Regions from separate parts of the Mus musculus genome. Here all the other regions are linked to region 1. A link is a loop called in an ENCODE intact Hi-C map of the cell type or tissue named here. Cell type or tissue: left cerebral cortex. All regions are shown on one strand.

What was found. A loop is a pair of places that touch in the nucleus more often than their neighbours do. Peaks named below come from ENCODE experiments on the same cell type or tissue, not always from the same donor. Only the 100,000 strongest peaks of a DNase experiment are listed, where the experiment ranks them.
Region 2: it touches region 1 in a loop (1.9-fold over the local background); 16 of 42 quality-filtered maps call a loop at or near these places.
Region 3: a loop joins it to region 1, with 2.1 times the contacts of the local background. A loop is called at or near these places in 4 of 42 quality-filtered maps.

What each region holds. Positions count from the first base shown.
Region 1 is chr12:83,919,583-83,923,582 of GRCm38, reverse strand. It overlaps Gm31386 (a long non-coding RNA gene), which reads right to left and starts at 1,695. Exons shown (of 3, transcript XR_381772.3): 1 at 1,178-1,695. It also overlaps a transcript of Numb not described here. In left cerebral cortex, a CTCF peak has its summit at 1,750; DNase peaks (open chromatin) are centred at 384, 1,551 and 2,567; H3K4me3 peaks cover 2,682 bases; H3K27ac peaks cover 2,656 bases.
Region 2 is chr12:83,719,182-83,723,181 of GRCm38, reverse strand. Psen1 (presenilin 1) reads right to left here. Exons shown (of 12, transcript NM_001362271.1): 6 at 124-191. Among named protein-coding and RNA genes, the nearest start is that of Psen1, 33 kb to the right of the region's middle. In left cerebral cortex, no CTCF peak of the experiment used is centred here; a DNase peak (open chromatin) is centred at 1,656; H3K27ac peaks cover 749 bases.
Region 3 is chr12:83,872,785-83,876,784 of GRCm38, reverse strand. It overlaps a transcript of Numb not described here and the pseudogene Gm3791. Among named protein-coding and RNA genes, the nearest start is that of Numb, 32 kb to the right of the region's middle. In left cerebral cortex, no CTCF peak of the experiment used is centred here; a DNase peak (open chromatin) is centred at 2,027; H3K27ac peaks cover 922 bases.

The DNA of each region.
Region 1 (4,000 bases):
AGGGGGAAAAAAACCACCCCACTTCATTGTTATGTATAGTTACTGGAGGAATAATTTCCACTTAGTTTGATGATAGAAATATGCAGTTTATTTCAGCTCAACTAAAAATATAGACAGCTCTCCCTCCCCACAACCCCTACCTCATAATAATAAGCTACATAGTTTTAGATTCTGGAGCTTGCTCTGTAAAGGGCAGAAGGTTAATAAACAGAAGAGATATGGCAGGAGTTACAGCAAAAAGGCAAAGTACAAAATTTCCAAAGTCCACTCCGGGATCCACCGGAAGGCCTTTATTCCAAGACCTTGTGTTTGAGAGCATAGACCTCCTTAAAAATCTATTACCACAGCTTTGCCTATTCCCCGTGGGGTTGTGGAGAAGGTATATTTAAATTTGACTTAGAAACTGCAAGAGTAATCAGGCCACATTTTCTTATTTAGGAGCAGGAAAAGCGCTGGGGATGAAAAAGCAGAGAAAGCTAATGATGAATGCATTTCTAGGAGCAGAGAGTTTTTATAGCAACACCAGATCTCTCAAAAATGCCTACTGGGACTTGTACCCAAATGAACGAGAAATGCGATCATTTATTCTTGTGTATTGTACCAAGTGATGGGGGAAAAACCCTGCGATTCATTCAATGGTTCTATTTTAGGCTGCTTAGGATAGGAGAGGTAGAAAAAGAGCAAACGTGGGGGGGGGGGCAGAAGGAGGAGGGAAGAGGGATGGAGAGAGAGAGAAAGAGAAGAGAAGAGAAGAGAAGAGAAGAGAAGAGAGACTGAGACTAATTGGTATCTGCCAGATAGCTAGTAATACTATTTAAGAGCTCCAAAACTTAAAAGCCAAGTTGTGCTTGGAAGTGGTAGTGGTGGGGGCACGGTGAAATTCTTATTTCCAAATCACTATAAGGATAAATTGCTGCCCGTGTTTTTAAAACTTGATGATGGTTGTTTGGTTACTTGGCAGACCCTGGAAAGTGGGTCTGGAAGCTGGAAAACTCTAGAATACGACAGGTACAATTATAAATATAATTTCTTGGCGATATTTATAAATGCAATGGGAGCCCGACTGCTGCTTAATAAACAGCCGCGCTCTGCCCGAACCTAAAGCATGGAAAACTACCGGAAAGAACTTCAAGGAAACTTGAAGAAAACACGAGGGAAATTTTGATCTATGAGATACCTTTCGGCTGAGGAATTGGACTGTTCTTAAACACAACCCCTGAAGTCGATGTTTTCCAAGCGCTCCCTCCTTAAGCTGGCAGAGATTTTTCCCCTTGTTGGAAGAGAACTAGAAAAGGAAGAGTAGATTGCGCCAACCCCACAACAAAGAGTTAACCCTTCCCGGTAACCTCGGACGTGAGCGTCTGCCCCGTCTTTGCTTTCTACTGCGCAACCAAACTGTGCACAGGGCTTGAACCAACCGTGGCCAGCACACTCCTTGCCAGTTAAGGTAACAGACACTATCAGTAGCCTATCATAACTTCGAACTGCCCAATCATCAACCAATTACAACTAAAGCATGATCTAGGCCGGTCCAGGTCCGGGCGGGGGCGAAGACTCGGTCCAGGAAAAGGGGCGGTAAAGAGAGGATGACGGACAGGAAGAGTCAACCAATCGCAGCAGAGGGCCGCCGCCCCTCCACCCAATGGATAAGTTGGAAGTGTGGTATGGGGCGGGCCTGTTGTCATGGGGGAGGTGGTGGCGCTTGGTGGCTACTGGCGGCGGAGGTAGAGTCTGAGGCGCCGGAGTTGTTCAGGGCCAGCGGCAGGTGAGTGCGGGCGAGGCGGGCCTGAGGTGCGGAGGCGGTGGCGGGCCGGAAACTCTAGCTTTGCGCTCCGGAGGCGGAGGCCGCGGGCGAGAGGCCAGGGCTGCGGGCCGGGTCGTGTCGGGGTCGGGCGCGGCGGGAGATCGGCGGGGTTCCTGCCGGCAGAGTTGGAGCTGGGAAGGTAGGTTGGCGCGGGACTCCGGCGGGGGCCAGGCCGGGAGGTCCCTTGGGCTGCCCGGCAGCGGCCCTGGGGACAGTGACGGGAGGCCGGTGTGTGCGCGACTTCCTGAAGAGACCCGAGCGGCGGGGGTCTGCGAGCGAGGGGGGGACCCGGAGCGAGCGGCTCCGGGGCTGGAGAGTCTAGGGGATACCGGGGTTTCTCGGTGCTCTGGGAGCCGCGGGGGCCGACAAAACTGGGAGTGGCCCCTGTCGGAGAGAAGTAGGAGGTGGGGAGACCGAGGGCGGCCGGGGTCCGGGGGGTGACAGGGAGCGGAGGAAAGGCACCGAGTACGGCGCGACCCCCAGAGAAGGGCAGCTGTCGGGGGAGGAAGGGTCTGCGGGGTGGAGACCTTGAACCAACTCCTCCGGGGAGGGGCCGCGGCCGCCCTGCCCCCCACAGCGGGTTTGGGACCTGAGTCTGAGCTGAGGACCCTCGGAGCCAAGGCTTTAAGCCGCCCGAGTTGGGATTTGAGACTAGGGTAAGGGTTCAGCGGGAAAGTGCAAGTTCCCTTAAGCAAAATGGGATGGAGGTAAGAGGGGAAGAGTAATTTCCCTGGAGGGAGGGAGTTAGAGAGATCTGGGGGAAACTTGCCCGGGAGTGGGTGAGTGGTCTTGTGGAAGGAAGCTGGCCAGGCCAATGGATCGAGCATTTAACAATGGTGCTGGTGAGGGCTTCCGAGAACAGGAGAAACTAATTGCTACTAATATGCCAAGCTGAACCAGAGACTCCGTCCTTAAAAGCAAGGTGACAGTGGCTTGGAAGCTAGGGCTTTAGAAATGAGTTTTAGAATGACAGCGAAAATACTGGAAAATAAGGACATCAACAGGATGGGGAATTTGAGAGGAAAAGGGGAGGAGTAGCCGAACTAAAGGAGCAAAACCGACTGGATCAGATTGAGGGTATTCATGAAGCGGATAGGCATACCCTGCTAAATTGAAAATAACTTAGAATTCTTGTACTATCACTTATCTGGTAATACTGGCAGTTTTTACTTACAGGGATTTAAATTGTATTTATTTTTTATTCATTCATACATTTTTGAGGAAGGGTCTTGCGCAGAAGCTCTGGCTGTTTTTTGTATAGACCAGGCTCTCCTAAACTCACAGAGTTCAAGTGCCTCTGTCTCCTGAGTGCTGAGATTACAGGTATTTCAAAAAGTTTTTTTTTTTTTAATGTATTTGTAGAATTTTTAGAGTGGTGGCTGGTGCAGAACTCAGTACTGGTTTGTTACATAGAAAGTATCCAAGATTGGAAATGCCTTCATACAGATTGGTTGGCGCCACCCGAGGTTTCGGAACCAGAAGGCCTAGGGGTGGGGGTCAAGAATTCAGCCCAAGTGATGCTTAGTGTTCTTCAAGGGATCAGTCATATTCTGAGGACAACTTGCTTTAATAAAAACTAGTAGTAATCAGCCTTAAAATATCAGAATACCTGTCCATCTTGCTGAAGAGGTAAGGGGGGGGGAGAAAGAGAACACAACTTATTATAAAGGGTCCCCCCCCCCAAGTACTGTGGATGATACTCAATATCTCACACAAGCTAGACATGGGCTCTATCGAAAAGTACTACTTCCCTAACCCAAACATTTTTTTTTGAGATCTTAAAAAAATTTATTGATTATTGAAAGCAAAACAGAATACACTAGCCTCACATTTGATAAAGAAAAATCTTGTTTAGGGAAACTTCTTATATACATGTTTTAAGTCACAGTGTAAAATCTATGTCTTTCAGTCAGAAAAGTTTGACAAACTGTTTTGAGTTGCACACTATGGCAGAAGTATCCCTTCAATGTTGAGGAATTAAGTTACTTATTTTGCAGTAGTTCTCAGGTGGTGATAACGGCAGTTTGGACAGTTTGACATTACTAGGACTTGCATTGAGCCTCTGATTCTGATCCACTTTTGTGGATCCTGAGAACATGGCGTGCACACTTACAGGGAACAGAGGCAGAGAAACAATGGTGTCTCAGATGGCCCTCTGCTGCCTCACCTGTGCCTTCCTGTTACCAGTTTTCCTTT
Region 2 (4,000 bases), 200 kb after region 1:
TTAAGATACAGTATGTAGAAAAAATGATTACTTAGACTAATTCATCAGCAAGGTACATGGCTCTAAGGGAGTGGTGGATGTCAGAGTTAATGGAGAGAGAGACCAAAACCCTGTATTACTTACCCTAAGTAAATGAACGAAAAAAAGAACAGCAACAACAGAGATGAAATAATAAGCCAGGCGTGGATGACCTAGAAGAGAGACAACTCAAATGTAACCAACAGATCCCACAGTTTAGAAACAAGGAGACTTTTAACATGAGAAACAGTATGTGCTACAGTCTGCTTTCTAGTTGTCCTTCGTCGAGGCTGGGGTACACCAGCCTTTCACACGCTGGCAACTGCTACATTACTGGTTCTAGCCCATGTCCATCGTCTACTTTTTCTTTTTCTGAGACAGGGTTTCTCTGGGTAGCTTTGGCTGATTTGGAACTCACTCTGTAGACCAGGCTGGCCTTGAACTCAGAAATCCGCCTACCTCTGCCTACTGAGCGCTGGGATTAAAGGTGAGCAGCACCACTGCCTGGCTTCCATGTTCTCCTTTTAAATGTCAGAACAAATGCAGCTTTGGGGATCAGCACATACTTATGTGAGAATCCTGGGTGCAGTCAGAGAATGAAACAGAAAGACATATACACATACTCGGGACCTTTGGAAGAGCAGTCAGTGCTCTTACCTGCTGAGCTCTCACCAGTCCCAAGTTCTTTTTAAAAATAAACAAAAGACATCATTTGGCATTCACTTGTCAAAAAACAGTTATCAATAAAGATAATTTTTATTATTTACTCTGGCCCATAAATAGAAAGAAAAAAATATGGACAAAAAGAGCAATAAAGGGTTTGGAGAGATGTATGTAATCAGAACATGGCAGATGGACATGGCTCCTCTAACATGATAGAGGTTATTTGGGGTTTCCCCTGAAATGAAGCATAGGTCCTGTGTGTCTTAGTTTAGTGATGGTTTCCTTTGTAGTTGTTTATTTGTATCGTAAGTTTTTGGTAGCACCAAATGAATCTGTTATATGACAGGCTTTTAAAATAATTTCTGTATAATTTATATATATGTGTGTTTGTGTGTGTGTGTGTGTGTGTGTGTGTGTGTGTGTGTGTGTGTGTGTGTAGGCTTTTATTGAACAGCTATCTTCTACTTTAAATTTTTGGAACTATCATGATGTCAAAATAAAAAAGTAGGAAGAGTCTTTACTGTTAGAAAAAAACGATGGCTCAGTAGTTAAGAGCATATGCTGTTCTTTCGAACCCCCACTGAACAGTTCTCAGGAGATGTCTGGTCTCTATGGGCACCTGGACATTCTGACTTACCATGTTTGTTTCATTCTTTATATTGTAATTTGCCTGTAATAAGGATGTAAAACTTTCCAGTTCAGACTGGTCAGCTATGATTGTCAAAGCCTTAAGGAGCACCCCTAGTCTGGACAATCAACAGCAAGCAAGCCTTCTCAAGTCTCCAGCTTAGCAGCTCCCACGGCTCCCCAAAGGCCAGAGTCAGGAGCTCTGCTGCCAGCACTGAGCACTCTTTAAACCTGAGCCATCCGTGCTAGAAACCTCATGCCTTTAAAGTTACAGATCATCTGTCACAAACGCATCACAACCAACTGGCTCTTCTGTGTCTGTCCCTGTCAGGGCCCCCACGCCCTTCCTGCAGACACTGTACAATCAAACACTGCTGGGAGAAACCCTCAGGGCTTGCTTGCAAACAGGTCCCAGCAAGCTGCTTCTGAATGTCTGGCTCAAAAGCTCGCTCTACTTCATGCTGGAAGTCAAAGTAAACAACATTCTTGTATGGAATTGGCTGTGCTTCCTAAGACTCATTAAAAAACAACACGAAACAGCACAGATGAACGAGGGTAGAAATAGAGTTGGGTACCAACATTCCAGATGTTTTCAAATTTAGCATAATTAAAACATGTACAGAACTGACCCAAATGTGAAGGCCAGGTCTAGCTGACAGAATTAAGCACGTTCTACGGTCTCTTCTCTGTTTACAGCTGCACCTGGAAGAACTCAAACCTCAGCTAGCTGCGGACTACGAGAGAAGGCAGGGAGCTAGGAAAGTGCAAGTGGCGTGGCTTCAGTAGCCTTTAACCCTTCCTTTCTGCTCACTTCCATGCAAGGCCTGCCAGAGCTGGCACTAGCAAGACAAGGGGAGATCCACTGGTCTCTCTTAAGCCAGCCACCAGCCACCCCCAAGTCGTAGGAAAGAGGAGGCTGGAGCCCTGCACTTAGGGAGAACAAAATCTTCATTCTGACGGGAGCCGGTGTTCATCAGGGTATGAGACGAGTCTTGTGTAGCTCCCTGACTTCCCAGCTTTTGGCCCTGACACCAGGAAACAGTCTCAGTGTCTAGCTGGAAGAACAAAGACAGAAAAGTCCCAAGAAACCAGAAATCCTATCTGGAAGCCATTCGAGTTCACTGCTCTATCTCCCAGGAAGCGTATGTGGCCGTGACTCTTGTTCTATTTTAAAAAGGTATTTTATGTGTATGGGTGTTTTGTCTACATGTATATTTATGCACTGTGTGTGTATGTGTGTTTGTTAGTCAGTCAGGGGCAGAGGCCAGAAGAGGGTGTCAAATTTTCCTAAACTGTAGTTACAGATGGTTGTGAGCCTCCATGTGAGTACTGGGAATTGAACTCATGACCTCTGAAAAAGCAGCCAGTGCTCTTAACTGCTGAGCCATCTCTCCAGACTCTTGTTTTCTAAATAGAGTTTCACTATGAAATTTCCTGGCCTGAACTCTTGACAGAACTAGTAATAAATAAAATACTTGATTTTTAAAAACTGAAAACAAAGTGCCCAAGATATAACCCAAATTATACAATATATAAATACTAGAAAAACCTGTTTATGTGAAAGAAGACTCAATAAACACGAACAGCAAGACAACACATATGTTCCAATTCTTAGGTGTAAATGAAGAAAAGAGACCAGGAGGGTACATCACTTCCCAACCCATTCTATGAGTTCAGCATTAACTTGAAAACAAAACAAAAATATATTTAAAAAACCCAAACAAACAAACAAACAAAAAACAACACTGCATCCCAACACACACATCCCATTCACATGTGCACTCTAACCACCGGTGAGACAGAAGGTCAAAACAACAGTTGGTGCCAAAGTAGGAAGACAACCCAGGATTTGAGGGGCATAGCAGCTGTAGAAAAGACAAAGATGGGAGGCGCTGAGACCCCACTCTGGCCAGGATAGGGCTGTGTGTGTGTGCCTGTTAGGTGAGGGCAGCTAAGAATGCATGCAAGTACCACTGAGAAATACCCTGTAGCCCACAACAATAGACATTATTTTTGCTAACCCTGAAAACGCTGAACTAAAATGAACCCATCTCTCTGTATTTATAAAAATACAGTGGACAGATTCTCTAAAATTTTCTATGTTGGAAGCAGAGGAGAGAGGGAGAGGGGGGAGAGAGAGAGAGAGAGAGAGAGAGAGAGAGAGAGAGAGTGAGTGTGTGTGTGTGTTTGTGAGTCTGCCTGCCAGGCAGAATCAAGGCAGGTGAGGGTCTGATGGCAGATTTCCTGGCCTGCTGAGGCATGGAACAATAAGAGGAGGTGCACTTGAGGCTCAAGGCAAGGGGCTGAAGATTCTATTGACCTTGGTGGAAGGAACAGGGAGGCTTTTGGATGAGAATAGATGTCACCTGTGTATTTTTCAGCAATTGTTTCTGTTAGCCTATGGCTTTGCTTCCCTCGGTACTGTAGTATAAGAAGGCTATGAGAAATACACTTGATGCTGGTGTGGTATTGACCTGCAGCCCTCCCATACCTGTCCCTTGCATATATTTTTTTTATCTTTCCTATGATCATCCTCACTCCCCCCTCATAGGACTGTTTTATTTTGAACTGGCCGCCCTGTTCCTTTCTAGAAGACACTAATCTTAATAGTTGAATACAATCTCAAATACAGTTAGAAGTGACAAAGAAAAGGAAAAATTCTTAGAAGCCCTCTTTTCCCTAAAAAAAAAAA
Region 3 (4,000 bases), 47 kb after region 1:
TTTCCAGGGGAGACTGCCAGTGCAGCCACCTTGGCAACCAAGATCCTGATCCAGAGCCACATAGCCACAGACTGGAGTACTGGTGGGCCACAGTCCTCAAATACCTTCTCAAGGCAGGTAGGTAAAAGACAGTGGGTTATTAACTGCTGGACAAGTCCTTCCTTCATGGTCTTCCTAAATTTTACTTTATATGTGTAGGTGTTTTGCCTGCTTGGATGCCTGTGTTATATGTATATCTGTATACCATATGCATACCTGCTACCTGAGAAGGCCATAAGAGTGATGAATTTGGAACTGGAATTAAAGGTTTTCTTGAGCCATCATGTGGGTGCTGGGAATGATACCTGGCTCTAGAAGAACAGTCAGTGCTCTCAGTGGCCAGACCACCTCTCCAGCACCCTTTGTTTTTGTTTAGATCAACTAGTTAACTGGCTTTAAACTTTTAACCACTTTTCTTGGTAAAAACAAAGCACTCCAAATTTTAGGCAGTGGGTAATACACTTTCTTTATTTTAAAGAATATTAAGTATTCTTTAATGTTTAATATTTAATGGTAAGTTTTGAATATTTCAATATTGAATATTTAGTGGTAAAATAGGATAATTTTGTTTCCTTTTTTGCATTTTTAAATTGTGTTTATGAACTTGTGTGACAATTAATGATTTTATTACAAATTACTATAAATTTAGTAGCTTTTAAAGCATTAACTATCTAGCTATTATCTTTTTTTTTTTTGAGATAGGGTCTTACTCTGTAGCCTTGGCTGACCTCTAACTTGCTATGTATGTAGTCCATGCTGGCTTTAAACTCAGCATTTCACCTGCCTCTGCCTCTTGATTGCTGGGATAAAAGGTGTGTGTCGGGGCTCCTAAGTCCTCCCCTGGTTGAGGCATAGCCCGGAGCATGGCCTCTCTTTAGACTCCTGTGTCTCCTTTGGAGTTTCTCAAGAGGAACTTCCAGTGCTGCCAAGTCCAGTACTGGGACCAGCACAACAAAGATGTGGCTAACTCTGGACCCTATGCAAGTGGTTCCGGGACTTGGCTTCCCTCCATGCCCTCCTAGAGCCGGAGCTGTGTCCTGAGGACCGTATTCTCGTGCTAGGTGGTAGGAACAGTGCCTTGAGCTATTGAGTATTCCTTGGTGGCTTCCCTAATATGACCAGTGTAGATTACGCTCCAGTAGTGGTGGCGGCCATGAAAGTTCGCTAAGCCCATGTACCCAGTCTATGCTGGGAGACCATGGATGTCAAGCACTGGACTTCCCTAGTGGGTCCTTTGGTGAGGTCCTCCAGAAGGGCATGCTGGATGTCCTGCTGGCTGGGAAGCCGGATCCCTGGGCTATATCTTCTGAAGGTGTCCATACTGTGGACCAGGTGCTGAGTGAGGTGAGCTGGTTGCTGGTTCCTAGAGGCTGATTCATCTCAATGACTTATGCAGGTCCCCATTTAGGATCAGACACTATGCTCAGTCCTGTTATGACTGGTCACTGAGGCATACAACTTGTAGCAGTGGTTTTCATTTCCACTTTTACATCATGCATAAGGGCAGAGAGCTAAGTATGTCCCAGCTGGCCTTGGGGGCCCAGATCCTTTCACATCCAAGCCCTCCTGCCTTACCCTGCTTCCTCCAAGACACGGACAGTGAGGACTTCCTCAGTGCTATTCAGCTTTGAGACTGGAAGTGTGATCTCTAAGTCCTCCCTGCCTTTGTGCATTGGAATTCCCAATTTGGGGCTGGAAATTGGTTGCTGGGTACTCAAATCCAGGGTTCTTGTGCATAAAAACAGTGCTGGTGGGATCAGGCCTGTGTGAACCAAAAAAATAAAAATAAAAATAAAAACAAGTAAAGGTGTCCGTCAGCACGCCTGGCAGGCAGGTTTGTTTTAATTATCATTTGATGGGTTTGCTTGTCTCCGTTAACATGGCATGAGGTGGGGTATCTAGGAGTGTGACTCAGCGCCTAGGAACTGGAATTATCTGAATGCTTGCTCACTCCTGAGTCTGGTGGTGAATGCTGACTTGGCTGAGTGCTCACCCTGGGCTGTTGGCCAGAACACCTACACTTCACTTCTCCTTGTGACTGTGTGGCTTTCTTACAGCATGGCTAACTAGATTCAAGAAAGAACATCCCAAGAGAGGAGGGTGAAGGGACATGGCTTACTTTACTTAGCTTAGAAGTCACATAGAATCACTTCATCCCATTTTTAAGAAGTTGTAAGAGTCCATGTAGGTTAGGAGAATTGGAAAGCAGCCATAAGCCCAACCCCTTGAAGGCAGGACTATCAGCATCCCATTGCATCTGATAGGGAGTCAACTACTCTAGATACCTTCTAGGAATATAATTTGTCACAGCTTGTATTGTTTTTTGTTTTTGTTTGTTTTTTTTTTTTTCCTTCTTTCAAGACAGGGTTTCTCGCCGGGCAGAGGTGGCGCATGCCTTTAATCCCAGCACTCAGGAGGCAGAGGCAGGCGGGTTTCTGAGTTCCCTGTCTCGAAAAACCAAAAAAAAAAAAAAAAAAAAAAAGAAAAGACAGGGTTTTTCTGTGTAGCCCTGGCTGCCCTAGAACTCACTCTGTAGACCAGGCTAGCCTCAAGCTCAGAAATCCACCTGCCTCTGCCTCCCAAGTGCTGGGATTAAAGGCGTGCGCCACCACTGCCCGGCTTACAGCTTGTATTTTTAAAATTATGTTATTAGGTGTGTGGAGGATGCACTAGTGCCACAGCATACATGTAGAGATCAGAGGACAGCTTTCAGGAGTCAGTCCTCTCCTTCTACTGTAGACTCTTGGGATTAAACTCAGGTTGTCAGGCTTGGCACCATGCGTCTTTCCCGCTGATCCAGAGAATATATAATATAATGCATGAGATCTAGGATTGATCCCCAACACTACAACTTGTAGATATACAGATATGGTGGCACACACTGTAATCTCAGATTAATAAATAATCTCTAGTTAACCTGGGAAGCAGAGGCAGTTGGATTGCTGTAAGTTTCAGGCCACCTTGTATGCATAGTAAATTCTAGATCAGCCAGACTAACATAGCAAGAATTTGTCTCAAAATATTGTGTGTTTGTATGTAGGCATGCTCTTAAGTGTTTTATATACTTAAGAGTCTCAACACTTCAGAGACTGAGACAGAAGGATCAAGGGTTTAATTTAAGGTCAGCCTGCCTAGCTACAAAATATGACCCCTCACCTTCATCTCAAAAAAACCCAAAGAGTTGGGACTGGATTGATGATCCACTGGTTAAGAGCACTTGTTCCTCTTTCAGAGGACCCACATAGTGGCTTATAACCATTTGTAATTCCAGTTCCAAATGATGCCTTTTGACCTCCTTTGGCACCAGATATGTACATAATGCAAATCTTACATGCATGTAGAATGCTTGTATACATAAAATAAATATATATTTTAAAAAAAGATTTAAGCTGGGCATGGTGGTACCACACACTTTCAATCCCATCACTTCAGAGGCAAAGACAGGTGGATCTCTGAGTTCCAGCCCACCCTGCTCTACAGAGTTAAGTTTCAGGACAACCTGGGCTACATTTAGAAACTGTGTCTTAAAAACAAACAAACAAACAAATGAAAGCTTTTGGGGCCTCAAGTCTAGACAAAGAATCACAGGTAACTGGGGAATGCTGAGATTGGGGAATAATAAATTGTCTTCTTGGAAGAACACCTCACTTGGTTTTCCAATACCAAGGGCCCTGAGATCATAGACATACAAGCAATATCATATATACTGAGCAGATTGTATTTAGAAACACACATGCACATACACACGCGCACACACGCACCAGACATTTGAGAGAGAGCCAGTGGGTTCATGAGAAGAGTTGGAGGAAGAAAAGGAAGAAGGGAAGTGATATAATACCAATTTTTTTAATTTAAAAAGTAAAAACCAAAAAGTTTATTTTAAAGAACCATACATATAAATAAATGAAAAAGATGAACATTCGGTAAGAATTTGAGTTCTTCTTGTCTAGTAGAGTATGAT